Regions from separate parts of the Mus musculus genome. Here region 1 is linked to region 2. The links are chromatin loops, found by intact Hi-C in ENCODE. Cell type or tissue: heart. All regions are shown on one strand.

Region 1 (8,000 bases), 920 kb after region 2:
TTAGAAGCATGCTCTGGTTCTTTCCATTTTTCCTCAAAGCATCTTCCTCTGGCATGGTACCAATTGCCCATTTTATAATTGCTATTTCCTATATTTTCTACTACTTAATTTTATGAACCATGTTCTTTGAATTACCCTCAAATGTAACAAAAGGTCTGTTTTTTAAAAAGTAAATGTTCAAAGAATAAATGCGGTATAAGTGAATACACAAACAAATGGGAGTTCCAAGTAGCTCTCTTGATCCTGGATGGATATGGAGGAGAGAGGAGGTGAGGGGACTGAGAGGAGTGGTGAGAGGAGAGACTGGAGAGGGGGTGGACTGGGGAGAATGGAGAGAGAGAAAGCTATGGCCAGGGTGTATTGAATGAGAGAAGAGTAAATTTAGAAAGAGAAAGAAAGAAAGAAAGAAAGAAAGAAAGAAAGAAAGAAAGAAAGAAAGAAAGAAAGAAAGAAAGAAAGAAAGAAAGAAAGGAAGGAAGGAAGGAAGGAAGGAAGACACTGAACCTGATAGAAGAGAAAGTGTGGAATAGCTTTGAACTCATTGGCACAGGAAAAGACTTTCTTTATAGAACATGATTAACACAAGCACTAAAATCAACAATTAATGAATGGGAACCTCATGAAACTGAAAAGCTTCTATCAGGCAAAATGCACCATTATTTAGTGGCAGTCTAAACAGAAAAAGATCTTCACCAACTACACATCTAGTAGAGGGCTAATATCTAAAATATTAAAAACTAAAAACACAAAAACAAAAAACTAGACATCAGGAAAACAAATAACCCAACTGAAAACTAGGCAACATATCTAAACAGGGAGTTCTCAAAAACACACAACACAGATGTCTTAGAAACACTAAAGAAATGTTCAACATCCTTAGTCATCAGGAAAATATAAATCAAAACTGCTTTGATATTTCATCTTACATCAGTCAGAATGGCTGAGATCAATAAAATGATGATAGCCCACGCTGTCAAAAATGTGGGGTAAGAGGAATACTCATCTTTTGCTATGTCTAAGTTTCCATTGCTATGAAAAGACATCATGGCCAAGGCAAGTCTTATAAAGGCAAATATTTAATTGGGGATAGCTTACAGTTTCAGAGGTTCAGTCCACTATCATCATGGCAGAAAGCATGGCAGTGTGCAGGCAGGCATGGTGCTAGAGATGCTGAGAGTTCTACATCTTGTTCCAAAGGCAAACAGGAGAAGACTACTTCCAGACAACTTGGAAGAGGGTCTCAAGGCCCACTCCACAGTGACATACTTCCTCCAACAAGGCCATACCTACTCCATCAAGGCCACATCTCCTAATATGTCACTCCTGGACCAAGCATATTCAAACTACCACAGACTGTAAACTTGTACAGCCACTAAATAAAGTAGTGTGGCAATTCCACCCTACTGTGAATTCCAGTGAATCTGGGTACAAACTACCCAAAGACCCAGCTATACCACTCTTGGGGAATTATCTAAATCTTATTACAAAGACACTTGCACAATCATGTTCATTGCTACTCTGTTCATAATAGCCACAAATTGGAAACAACCTAGATGTCCATCAACAGAAGAATGGACAAAGAAAATGTGGCAGATTTACACAATGAAATACTCTGCTGTTTTAAAAAATGAAATCATAAAATTTGCTGGTAAATGGACAGAGATAGAAAAAAATCATGATTGAGGTAATACAGACCCAAAAAAGACAAATGTGATATTTATTTCTTTATATGTGGATGTTAGCTGTTAAGTCTTAGATAAGCAGGCTACAATCTATATAACCATAGAAGTTAGCCATAGAGTAAGGACTAGGAAGGATCCCAGTGCTGAGAGGGAAGTAGACAAGCCCCCCCACCCCTAACGCAGAAGGTATCTCCAATTAGTAATTATCACAAGAAAAAGATTAGTTTTCTCCAACATAGTTTCACTGGGTATAAAAACCACACAAGTCCATGCCAGCAGTAGACGGTAAACAGAAAATGAATAGTAGATGAACAACAGAAACAAATTTTTTGGTTTTGGAGGGGAGGTTGGTTTTTTAAGGGGTAGTGTTTTTCAGTTGGTTGATTGGTTGGTTGGTTGGTTGGTTGGTTGGTTGGTTGGTTGGGGTTTGGCTTATCTTTTTTGGGGGGGTTGGTTAGGATTTTTGTTTGTTTGTTTGTTTGTTTGTTTTGTTTTGTTTTTGTTGGGTTATTTTTTGTCTTACAATGCTTTCTCTGTGAATTATTTTTTCCTTACAGATATTTTGCTTGTCTATTACAGACAATTTGTTTCTAATTTTGTTTGTATGGGTATTTTGTGTGTGTGTATTTGAACGTGTGTATGTCAATGTCTGTATCTGTTTCTTGAGCTTTTTTTTTTTCTTCTTTCTTTTTTTGGCTCCTATTTTTTTCTGTTTTATGGTTCTTGTTGTTATTGTTGTTGTTGTTGTTGTTGTTGTTGTTGTTGTTTTCCTACTCTGGTTTGTTTATTTATTTTTATTATTATTATTTTAGATGCTTGTTTGTATTCTAGTGAGAAAGAGAAAGAGTGTGGATTTGGTTGGGTACAGAAGTGGGGAGAATCTTGGAAGAGAGTGGAAAGAAAAAAATTCATCAGAATATACTGAATAAAAAGAAACTATTTTCAATAAAAAAAAAATCTCAAAGGTGATCCCTACATCTATTTTCCTGTTTCTGAAAATGGAATAAATAAAATTACTTCAAGTACTTCAAAGACTGATTTTCCTCTTAATTTTCACTGACCACCTATTATATGCCAGGCCTTTTGCAAAGGACAAAATAAGACATCCTCCATGGAGTTTGTGTTAGTGAGATCTTACAAGACAAGGAGTACATCTTATAAGGAGAAAACTGGTGTTAAGAGTTGTGATGCTTCTGGCTGGAATTCACACAGCCAATTAACAGGGTGACCAAGCCTCATAGACTGTCTTCCAGTAGTCTCCTTTAGGGTAAACTCTTTAACAGTCTGCCAGTGTGAAGCTAATGGGCTCCTGCCCTTACTTTAGACCTTATTGTAACTTTGTATGGCTCTTTATAATTTTCTTTTGGCAAGAGGCAAGGTGATGTAGCCAACACTAGATAAATAACAATAGAATGTGAATGGCAGGCACTCAACATGTGTTGAGCATATTGAGTCAAATTTGTTTTAACAAATTTGGTTTAAGAAGACTTGGAAAGCAAAGTCAAAGAGCTGCACCACTTTGATCACTCCAGCTGTATCTAATCAACTCATTCCATCCCATCCAATAAGCTTTTATTGGCCGACGATGGCAGCCAGGAACCATGCTAGGACAGATACTTCTAGAATGAACCTTGATAAAGAATATTGACCCACTGCCAATCTTAAGTGAAAGCGACAGCTATGAAAACTCTGACATTTGGAGAGTCAGTGCTGCTGGGTGAGTGAATGAGTGCTCACATTCCAATTGTTATTTACTTATACACGCTAATATATGCAATGGAACAAGAGTTCCTAGTCACAGCAACATTCATTTGAGTGCCAGCCATGCTCCTTGTTGGGTGTGAATTTGAATGGGTATAATCCTCCAGAGACTCAACTTTGAATCTATAACTACTCCTTTTAATAAAGGGTCTCTTGAACATTTACATGCATCAAGGTTTTGAATAACAAAGATGGATGTTGGTGATGATGAGTCACTACTAAGTAACAGATTTTAAGCATATTATTGGAATAGTTGGGCCCTGTTCTTCCTTCTTGCCCCATGCTCTCAGAAATAAGACTCGGACTCACTATATATTTACAAATACCTTGGCCATATAGTGAGGCTCTACCCTGACTAGAAATAAAACTTAAGATAACCCACTTATTTTAATGTACAGTCTGACACAGCCAAATAGCTGGTTAACTGTGCTCAGGTATCATGTGTCTGTCTCCTTACATCTTCTAAGGTGAATCTTCTCATGCCTGGCTCCATCCCAGAATTCTTTCTCCTCCCAGATGTCAGACCTTCTCTTTCCTGCCTAAGTCATAGGCCATAAGCTTTTGCATTGACAGGTAATGCACCCATACAATACACAAGATATTTGCTCTACATAGTCTGGTTTCTTCTCCCAGGGTTTGGGGGCTTCTCATCCTAGGAGTTTGTACAACACAAAGTCTTGACTTGTGGGTTTGAAACAGGCCCTGAATCTGTCCAAGGTTTAGTTTATTCATCTATGAAATGGAAACAACAATAAAAGCTTACTTACAGAATTAAAAAGCAATAAAGTTCAAAGTTCCCCTCGTAGTATCTATTACAAGCTAGGTGCCCAGTATAGGATATTACATTTGTTATGGTTCTATACTGCTCAACTCAAAAGCAAAAGCAATGAGAAAAGGACCTCTCTGACCGCTATCTCTAAGCCCACCCAATTGCAAAGAAATCATTCTGAGTTCGACCTCAGACCATGGAAAGAACAAGGATCCTCTGAATCTTCATTAGCCAAAAGAGACTCAACACAGACTTGCCTGGCAGAACTCACCATTAGGTGTAAGGGGAAAATTCCATCTGCTGGAAGATTCTGAATCTGCATCTAGGTCTCCAGAGCCAGAGGTGGAGCAGCCCAAAGGCTGACAGCATTGCTAAGCTTACAATGCCACCTGCTGAGATGCATATGCTACCACAGCCTTTTCCATTGCAGAGCCAATGCCATCTGGTCCTGGATTCTAGAAAATGGATCCTAGAAATTGTTATTTTATGTTTCAACTATCTACCAAGAGAGACAAATGCATTATCTTCTCCTAAAGGCAATCAGTAAAATATTAAATGACCAATATGTTTACTTCGAGGAAGCCTAGAAGGTGAAAGGCTGTCCAATGCAAACAAAGGTTTTTTTTTTTTCTTGACGTCCATTGAAATCCTAGAATGTAAAACCCACTGATGTTTTGGGTGATCAGAGCAGGTGACTGTTTACATCTTCACAATGAAGATGCTGCTGCTGATCTCGATGGTCTTTGAGATAGAATTGAGCAGGATACTGTGTACAGAATGCGTGGAATTCAGAAAATGTTTCCTCACTTTGCCCCTGACCAGCATGACCTAGTGTGAAGTCACTCTGGAGATAGCCATCTATCCACAACAAGGAAGGCTGGTGTTGAAATGGGTCTGCAAGTTCCAGTTTTCAGAAAACATTTAAATACTTAAGAATATCTTACTTTACAGTGAAATAAGCAGTAATTTTCTGAAACAAACTAAAAGTTTATTTCTCAAGGTAGTGCTGCCTCCCATAGCATTTGATGGAGGATTTTCATACATTTGTAGTAGATAGAAATAAATTAGATTGAGGGTTCTTTTTAGTTTGTTTTTGTAAACCATGTACTGAGTCACTACCTAATATTGTGTAGTATAAGTTAAATGTAATTGCATTCTACGAGCCAGTATGAGTGTTTCTTATGAATAATTATAATAAAATAAAGTTCTAAAAAGAAAAAAATGCGATCTTCACAATCCTCTGTCCCTAAGAAGCACAGAGACCAAAGAACCAAAGATCAAAATTTAAACGCATTAAGATCCTCTCAGTTTCTTGTATTTTATTGCAACAAAGCACACAAGAATTATATATATACATACACACACACACACACACACACACACACACACACACACACACACACACACATATATATATATATATATATATATATATATATATATATATATATATATATATATATTCACCAACCCACCCTCTCGAGCTTCCTGGCCCTGACATTCCCCTACACTGGGGCATAGAGCCTTCCCAGGACCAAGGGCCTCTCCTCCCATTTATGACCAAGGCCATCCTCTGCTACATATGCAGGTGGAAACCTGAGTCCCACTCTTTGGTTGGTGGTTTAGTTCCTGGGAGTTCTGGGGGTATTGGTTGGTTCATATTGTTGTTCCTCCTCTGGGGCTGCAAACCCCTTCAGCTCCTTGGGTCCTTTTTCTAGCTCCTCCATTGTGGACCCTGTGCTCAGTCCGCTGGTTGGCTGTGAGCATCCAACTCTGTATTTGTCAGGCACTGGTAGAGCCTCTCAGGAGACAGCTACAACAGGCTTCTGTCAGCAAGCACTTGTTGGCATCCACAATAGTGTCTGGGTTCGGTGGTTGTTTATGGGATGGATCTCCAGGTGGAGCAGTCTCTGGGTGGTCATACCTTCAGTCTCTGCTCCACACTTTGTCTCTGTAACTCCTTCCATGGGTATTTTGTTCCCCCTTTTTAGAGAAGGACCAAAGTATCCAAATTTTGTCTTCCTTCTTGAGTTTCATGTGGTTTGTACATTGTATCTTGGGTATTCCAAGCTTCTGGGCTAATATCAACTTATCAGTGAGCACACAAGAATTTATAAGAGAGGGCTTACACTTTCAATTTTTCAATAAAATGGCTTCAAGAACAAAAAAATAAGAAAAATTAAGAGATGAGGGTCTGGGAATAGATACTGGGTACCAAGAGAGAGAAAGAAGCTTGTCCCCATCATGGGTTGAAAAAGATACAAGAGGACCTATCATCACAATGAAACTGTGGCAGTGTAGGGCTAGAAGGAACACAATATAACTCTTGTCACGATCGGAAGGTCAAACACCTCTCATGGGTTCAGTGGTCACTTGATTCCATTAGGAGAGCTGGAGAAGCCACTCAGCTTGGAGATTGGAAGGCTGTCCTGTTTCCAGGTGTAGGCTAGCTCCCTATTTTCTGATAAGCACCACACTGCTTCAAGCTTCTATTACCACAGGCCAACCTACTCCAACTACTGTACCTTCCCTATAGGACAGAGGAAATAGACTCTTGTTCCCTTGAGTTGTTTCTGTCAGGCATTTCATCACGGTAAAGAGTAATAATATAATGCCTGATCCTGCAGTTGATAGAAAAGTAAATCGAAGGTCCAGGGTAGATACAGCTCTTCAAAGATCATATAGAGAGATTATAACAGAGAGACAAGGCCCAGTTATTGTAAATAGAAAAACAGATTTGCTATATGAAAAAGCAGCCACTTCAAGACAGCAGGAAAAGAAAGACTAATCAACGAATAGCATTGAAATTGCTGGGTAGCATTTTATAAAAGTGAATTGGGCTATGTTCTTTTGTTGCTTGTTATGATAAGTAATTCCCAGATGTATTTTTAAGCACATTATTCTACTTTTAATAATAATTCATGTTATTTTCAGGGAAAGACAAGGCACCAACATTGTGCATACACTTACAAAAGGTTTATATATGCCATAAAGTTTACATTTTTCTTTTATTCATTAGACAAATTTATTTTTACTTTACATTCACACAATTAAACATGCTAATATGCCATTTCGAGAAAGTTCCAGATTATGGGACATTAAACTAAACATCATTAGCACTCATTAAACATTGTGTTACATTTATAAATAATAATGAGAATAAAGCTCTAACTTAATTGAAGACAAGTGGTTAAACAGAGAACTGAGACATCCTGTGCCAACTCAGTGTTTGAGAATTTTATCTTGCCTTTCCTTCCCATCCTCTATAATTACACTTCTATTTGGAAAGATGTAAGAAACCAGTGATAAGCAAACTCTTAGGAGAGGCACATTGAGGGATCTCTGTGTTCATGAGAAATATCAGTGTTTAATGTTTAAATTCTATCCTATTAATTTTATAAAATCTCATAAATATGTAATGTTTTGTTTATTATGGTAATTGGTGTTAACAGACGCTGTCTGGGTATTAGGAAAGTATCTGGCAGTTTTGTATCCTTTATTGTTTTGTTTTAAACAAAAGAATCATTTCAAAAAAATTTTAATTCATTTACTAAAAGAATTAGCTAGGCACATGTCTGTAATCTCAGAATTCAGGCAGTGAGGTCAGGAAGATCAGGAGTCTGACCAGCTTTGGCTACAGACCTGTGTGGCATTGGACCCTCAATGTACCAAACAGAAATAGAACTGTAGAAACGACAATGAAGTATGGCTAACACAAACAGCTCCTGGCTTATGAAAATTTGACATAATTTTTATACTTCATAGCACAGTGAAATTAATACACATTC
Region 2 (8,000 bases):
TCCCATAGAGAGCATGAAAGGTCACAGTCTCCTCCAGCATGTGTGATGTTTGAAGGTGGGTAACATATGTGTCATGTAATGCATGACAGACAACATCATTGGATTTTAAAGTTGTACATATTTTTAATAGGTACAGATGAAAGGGACAGGTCATATCAGGTAGGAAAATAAAGCATGATGAATAATTCTGTATTTGTAGCTCCAATTTTCATTGAAATGCTAAAGCTAACTCATCTTTAAAATATAACAGAAAATAAGCAATGTCCTTTTTAGCCCTTCAACTTGGCTGAACAAATGTGGAAAAAAAAAAAACCACTCTTCTTTACCACTAGGTGGCTCACTTTCTATACCATTGCTACAGCAGGATGACACTGTGGCCCCAGCAAAAAGAAAGCAATCCTACGCAGGTTATAGAAAGGAAGGGGGAAAATAAAATAAAATAAAATAAAGATCATTTCAGAGGATCTGAAAGCTGAAGTGAGGCTGAATCTGAGATACATAGCTGTGCTTCTCAGAGGCTCTCAAAACTGTTGTCCTAGAGTCAGATAAATTAGAAAAGTTGCTTTTACACAGGAAACACTAAGAAAGACAGATAGAGACCTGTATATGGACCACTTGAGTCTCAGTGTGAGCATTTCACATTCTTCCTGAATGTATTCCCAAACTGTGATACATACCGAGGGAGGGAAACAAAGTCATGAGCAGAAAAATAACATAATTTAAAATTAAAAGAGTAAGTCTAATTTTGATTTCTCTGGCATTCAAATGTAATAATTAAGGAGTACAGGAATGAAGAGCAGCTTAGCAAGATGGGGAGTGTAAAGGGATGAAGATGCTAACTTTCCTGGCTGTGGAGACGTCTTTTAGTCATCAGTACTCCCACCAATCTGCATTTACTAGAGAGAACATAATAGGATAGTGGCCGTGGAAGCTTGTAACACCCTCCAATGTATTGCTATAAAAAGCCCTGACCATCTGGATCTTAACCCTCTTCATTTCTGAGATTGTAAAGCATTTCTTCTCTCCCAATTTACAGCTCTCACTCAGTGTGGCCTGAAGAGTCCATACAAAGTACCATTGTGAGATGTACATCATAATTCAAGGCAATTTGGGGGAAAATCAGCTTGTGAGAATAACTACAAGGTTTTCTCAGTATTTGGCACCTGTTTGCATTATATATAAGCAGATAGAGATTTCTGGTACCTTTCTTTCTCGTTCTTTTGCTTGTTCAAGTAAAGATTTTAAAGTCAAAATGTGCATATATATATATATATATATATATATATATATATATATATATATACTCTATATGCTGCACTCTACCCCACTGATGGTTAAGAACTGAAGCATATGAGACAGAACAGCACAAGATATTGGTATTCATTAATGCCTTGTCTTCTTCACTTTATATTAGTCATTTTGTTGCCTTATTAAATAATGATATCCCCCCCATCACAAATGTGCCATGCTCCCTAAGAAGTGTTATCAAGGCCAGTGACTTGAAGCTCCAACAGTGACAGAGGACTCATCACTTCTGGCTCCAAACAAAATGAAATTGATTGCCTTTCAGCAAAGGCAGCTCTGAATGGCAATCCATAATGTGCAAGCAACTGGCTAACTCTGCAACCTGCTTCACAAATCTACTTTAGGGAGAAGGATGAGTGACTGGGACCGTGCAGGAAACTCCAGGAGCTTCCCCTAAGTGGGTTTGAGACAGCTGGCACATTAGAAAGCCCAGATCAACAGCTGAATTAAATTGCCCTTCATTTCTAGAGTTGGGTGTGTTGAAATCATGGCTTTGGATCTCTTAGATTATAGGCTGAGTTGGAAGAGTTTGGCAAGATAAAAACAGAGAGAGTACTTTGCCCCTCTCTAAGATTCCACCTCAAGTCCAGTCTGCCCTCTACCCGCCTTGTCATACCCTTAGTGCCAGGTTTGATGTATGATATAATACCAGGGAGATAGAAATATCTGCACGTTTATCCCAAGCTTAAGTATGAACCAAAGTGTGCAGTTAGAATTATAAGGTGAAGCTTTCAGGGTATTGCTTCTCACAGGACTCTACAGAATCTACTTAAATAAGGGTGTGGATGTCTCACATAGAAACAACAGATGTTGTGAAAGGCAAAGGTAGAAGTAAACATAAATGTTAAATTTCTATTATGGATGAAAACTTTCCATGAAGTTCTGTAAAGATACTAGCAACACTGCACTCTAAGGACAAGTAAAGGGGGCAACTCTGGGATTTTTTTTTCTGCCCTCTAAGGAGTCAGCTTGCAGGCAGATTCTCGCCTATCTCCCTTTGATTCCAGAGTGAGCCTCGGAGCCTCTTTAGTAAAAGAGGTTTCTTGACTTTCAAGATCAATGAGAAGTCCTGTGCTGGTGGTATCTTCCGTAAGAACCCCAGAATCCATATCAAGACAAGTTCCAGAGAATTATGTGGTAGCATTTACCCCTAAGGATAATAAACAGAAACTGTCCAAAGTCAAGCCCATATGTGAAGTGACATTGCTGGAGCCATCACATAGGCACGGGAACTTTTGTTTCCCAGCTGTGTGTTTCCCACAACTCCATTAAAGCCCCTCTGTCTCTTCAACTCATCGCTCATTGAGAAACGTCAAGGACTTGACTTGAATACAGGACTGTGGGCTTGTGAATATTTTCTTTATGGTTATTTCAAACCATATGGCTAATGCCTAACTACAATGGTTAATCTCTCAACAAACCTGTCCACAAAAGGACAAAAATGATTGCTGACAAAGCATGCAAACATTTCTAAAGTTTTCCTTTAATTAAAATTGCTGGTAATAGAAACACATGTTTAAGTTATGTTATACATGAGAAGTTACATACATGAGCATTATCACTGAAGCATAGAAGCTCTGGCTTAAAAATCCTATAGCTTTATTTGGAGAAAGAAAAACAAAAGCTCTCTAAATATAATACTAGATTCTAGTTTATTCTGGTGGAGAAAAATGCATCTTTTGGTTAAATCTTTACAGTGTCATGTTATCAAGATAGTTACTGCACCAAGACAAACTAGTTTATAACAATGAAAAACTTCTTTTCTTCAAAGCCACAGCCTTCAGACCTATTTAATAGTTTTTTTTAAAGAGGAAAAGACATTTGACACTCGTGTCTGAGACATACAGCAATTTGCATGAATATTAAGCTGTGATTCAGCAACTTTCCCTCCTGCTTCAATAACCCCACTTTAAACACTGAAGAGTTTGAATCTGTAAGTTTCCACCCATTGGCTTTTACTTTTAGAAGGCTGATACATATTTATCCCAGCAGTAGGAAAATATTTAAAGCTCTTTATATTACATGTGCAGAGTTCCATTACAATTGTCAACTAACTCAAAGGTTAGACTCATGCACTTAGGCTAACTGTCAAATTGCCTGCGAATCACAAAATGAGGACGAGTCTCAAATTTGCTGTCTACTTTGAAAGACTGGAGGGAGACCTGGAATTACCATATGCACTAAAACTTTAATCAGAAGAATCACTGCTGAACTCTGAAGTCCCTCTCTGCTGCGTCTCACACAGTGAAAAAGACTTTCTCAGTTAAAATGAATATTGCAACAAAGATTTTCCATATGTAAAGAAGAAACTGCAAGCACCTACCTGTAAGTAGGTGAGGTGGTTGGCTGGTTAGAAAAGAGAACTAAAAACTGGTTTTACCTGCAGCAAGCACCATGCAGACTCCTCCTCCAGCCTACTCGCTTTTGGAATAGGGTGCCTTCTTGCCAGAGCAGGTAAACAGCTGGGAAGAAGTGGCTGTCTCCAACTAGATGTGACAGCTGCGTGTTAGCGCGGAAACTGGGATCCTCTTGCTCCTTCAATAAATCAGGCAGAGGCTGCCGGTCTCAGCTCCGGAAACAGGAGATACTGCGATTGCTCATGCTCATGCCGCTTCACTTGAGGGGAAAGCGATGTGTGTGTGTGTGTGTGTGCACCAACTGCCAGCTTTAGGCTGAGCCGATGTGTTCTGCATACTCAAAAGGCTCGTGCTGGGTGGCTGCTTTTCCACAAAGACCCCCAGCCTTTTAGGGGAGGATTCATCCTCACTGACCTTGCTGCTGGGAATTCAGGCTGAAGTGAATGGCTCACTCTTCAATAGATTCAACAATCAATCAAATAAAGGAGATTGGATCAGTCTAAGATAGAGAAAGTACTCACTCTGGAAGCACCAAATTAAAAAAAAAAAGAAGAAAATCTCTGTTCAACATTTTACACCTGGAATTGATTTTTTTCCCTTTAATTTCCTGTCATGACCACCAAGCCTAATTGATGAGTGTCAAAGTTTCAACTTTCTGTGTTCTTTGCAGAGGCAACTCGGGGTCTTATCTAGAAACCAATTCAAACCACTCAATGCGCAGAGATCAGCACGTCGGGATTGAGTAGCTACAAGCAAATTGTGGTGGTTGAACTAACTTCTTAAACTAGATATCCCTTGTTCATCTCTGTATTAATTAGAAGAATGTCTACTAAGACATTTTACCATTATACATTATGTAACTGTAAGCAAGTCCCTTAAGCCTAAGAAGCTTCATATGAATATATGAAGCATAAGAGTGGGATATCTATAATGAGACACCTATGCAAGGCACAGGTGAAAAGTGCTGTGTATATTAGGAAGGGTTAACTACGAAGATACAGATTAAAATGATAATAATAATGAATGTCCACAAGTAATGTTCAAAGCCCTATTACATTAGTTCGATTCTTTGTGCTGTGATAAAACAACCTGGGGAAGGAAAGGTTCATTTCCACACACAGGACCCGTTTCATCCGTCAGGGAAGCCAAAGCAGGAACGTAGAAACAGAACTGTGGAGGGAACTAGCTCACTTGTTCCTGACTTGCTCAGTTACATTTCTTACACAGCCTCAGGCCTCTGAACAGAGATGGCACCACCCCAGTAGGCTGTTCCCATCTCCTTCAACTAGCAATCAAGAAAATGACTCACAGACGTGCCCATAGGTCAATCTAAAGGAGACAGTTCGTCGACTGAGGTTGCCTCTTCCCATGTCTTTCAAGGTGAAAAATTCAGCTAACTCTGCCAACTATGAAACACAAACCTTTCAAAGTTTATACGCTGAGTGACATGAGAAAGTTTCTCCGCTGTTCTCTCTAACCTTGCTGTGATTTCAGTCTGGTGCTCATCTATCTTAAAACTCAGATAAATTGATCTGGAAAAAGAGATCCACTATGCATGTTTTTCTCCCTTCAAAAATAGAAATCAAAGTCAACAAAGCAATTTCACCTTCAATGCAGGACAAGGAAAGAAAAATAGAGATCAGGAGGTTGATAGAGTTAGTCATGGAGTGCCTGGCTCCTGGAGCTTTCTCTGTAATGAGGATGGTGATAATGGTCACCATGGAAAGTAGAACTTTTTGTAGCCCACGCTGGGAGGCAGCACTTCTGAGGTGCTTACTATGTGGCACAGGCACCACTGGGACCATATCCCACATGCTGATATTGTAGTACAGAAGCACTGGGTGCAATTTTTAAGTGAGTTTTAGACCTTAGAGCATAGTACAGGAAAATCAGTGGCTAACAATCTTCCAAGGGGCCATTGTTTTATATAAATTTCTGTAAATATAGCTTAGCAGATCTAAGCTTAGCAGGTCATGATCTCTTTGGGGTTCAATGACTTTCAAAGGGCTCAACTAAGCTTATTGAAAAAAAACACAGATACTAACATTATGATTTATAAGAGTAGCAAAATTACAGGTATGAAGTAGTAGCAAAATTAATCTTATGGTTGGGGCCACCACAACGTGAAGAATTATATTAAAGGGTCACAGCATCAGGAAGGTTAAGAACCACTGAGATAGTTTAAGAAAAATAAAACTAACAAAACAAACAGAAAACAAACAGAAACACCTGTACTTTTTAGCTGGAAATAACTTCAAATACAAATATCTTGAACATAATATGAAAACTTTTCATGCTATGCACTTATTTATTATTAACATTTACGATACTGCCTATACTACAGTTTTGTCTGGGAGAAAGAGCAACAGACAAAGAGAGATAGAGCATTTCTAGAGCATTTTGAGACTAAGAAACATACACTATGTCTCTATTAGTTATTTGTGTATATGTTTTATAAACATGAAGCTATGTCTACTGACCCGGTCTGTGGGTCAGTCAACGGGGTCTGCAAGAGAAAGACTGGGGACACAGGGGCAAGAGACTCAAAGAATGGAGACAAGACAGGCTATCTGATCAAGAAACTATTATCAAGTCTCAAGTCTCAAGTTTTGTTTATTGGAAGGCAATTATGGGTATATAAGCACAAGCTGGGGAGTGCAACTGGAGACACTTAACCACAAGTCCATAGTGTATAGAAGAAAAACAAGATGTTATCAGAATGTGTTCAGCTGTGGTGGGCATCTTACAAAAACATCATGCTAGGAACAAAAGGTCTCTCGTCAGGGTGGGAAAGTCCCACCTGTAAGTAAGTAGCCCAAGATGGCTGCAGAGATGACAGCCACTTTCTGTTAGGAGTCAACTCCCAACAGTCTACATATAATAACATCTTAATAAATCTCAATAAATTTAGCAATAATGTTATAATATCATTAACTATTCTACCTTTCAGTTTGCTACTTGACAAAATAATGTATTTCTCTGTATACGATGTTATCTAGCATAGGGATAGGGGTTCTATTTACTTATACTCTCTCCACAAATATTTATTTTCATCAGTTAAATGGTTTTGTGTGTATGGAGAACTATAGTCTAACTTGATGTATAAACAGACTGTTACCTACCACCATAACCAAAATTAAGCAGGCATATATGTTCATATCTCTCTCATACACATAGATACACTATCTATATCTATCCTCTATCTCGTCTTTCTATCATTTATAATATGTCATATCTCTCGCTCACTTATGTCTCTGTCTCTGTCTCTCTCTCTCTGTCTCTCTCTCTCTCTCTCTCTCTCTCTATTTATATATATATATATATATATATATATATATATATATATATATATATCACTCGCACACATAGAGGGAAAAAGAAAGAAAGAGAATACAACACTAAATATAGAAAATTGTGTGAATTTAAGCTAAACATGTCAGATAAGGCATGGGAAGAATTGAAGGGGAAGATGCGGTATGTGGAAACAATATTTATATACAGTGCTTATGTATGAAATCTCAAAAGAATTAACAAGCATCTTTTAAGGCTTTGAGTAAAATAGAAATAAAAAGAAACTTCTTCAACTCTATAGAGTGAACTCACACAGTTTGACTTGTGTTATACTAGCCTGGGATCACATGCACTATTTCCTACTGGATCAGAATTAAAGCTAAGATGTCAGCTTTCACCACATTGGCTCAGTGTATCTCCTAACCCATGTTAGAAAAGGAAAAGAGATAAAGGGAATGTATTTAGAGAGAAATAAAGCACATAATTGTTGCATAACAAATCCTGAGAAATCTACAAAACAAACAAATTAAGTGGAAGTTTTGTATATGAGTTTAGCAAGATGTCAACTTATACTGTGAATAAACAAAAGCCAACATTCTTTTATACAGTAGCAATGAAGATGTGAGAACCTAAATTTAACACAACAGAAAGCAAAGCAATAGGTGTATCGTTAACTAATTATACACACAATTTACATATGGCAAATCACAGCTGTAATAACTTGAGATATATAATAGTTACACATTGGATGATCAACACAAAAACATTACAAATTGTTCCTAAACTGTTATGCAGTTTTCTTTCAAAATGTTTCATTTTCCTATAAATATCTAAAATTATTTGGTATTTTATATGATATGGCAAAGGAACAGAGACAGATCAAGCAATTTTAAGAAATACCATTTTGAGAGGAAACAAGTAATTCATTTTAAGATATCAGATAGCTGCAGTTCTCCATACTATGAGAAACAGTCCTGTCTCTATCTCTGGTTCTCTCTCTCTCTCTCTCTCTCTCTCTCTCTCTCTCTCTCTCTCACACACACACAC

What was found. Hi-C counts contacts between places; a loop is a spot of excess contacts. Peaks named below come from ENCODE experiments on the same cell type or tissue, not always from the same donor. Only the 100,000 strongest peaks of a DNase experiment are listed, where the experiment ranks them.
Region 1: it touches region 2 in a loop (9-fold over the local background); 4 of 42 quality-filtered maps call a loop at or near these places.

Annotation. Positions count from the first base shown.
Region 1 is chr7:93,120,716-93,128,715 of GRCm38, reverse strand. No RefSeq gene overlaps it. Among named protein-coding and RNA genes, the nearest start is that of Gm25860, 23 kb to the left of the region's middle. In heart, a CTCF peak has its summit at 4,584 (motif pointing left); no DNase peak of the experiment used is centred here.
Region 2 is chr7:94,038,587-94,046,586 of GRCm38, reverse strand. Gm32647 (a long non-coding RNA gene) reads right to left here and starts at 4,091. Exons shown (of 6, transcript XR_869798.1): 1 at 3,629-4,091. In heart, a CTCF peak has its summit at 348 (motif pointing right); no DNase peak of the experiment used is centred here; H3K4me3 peaks cover 362 bases.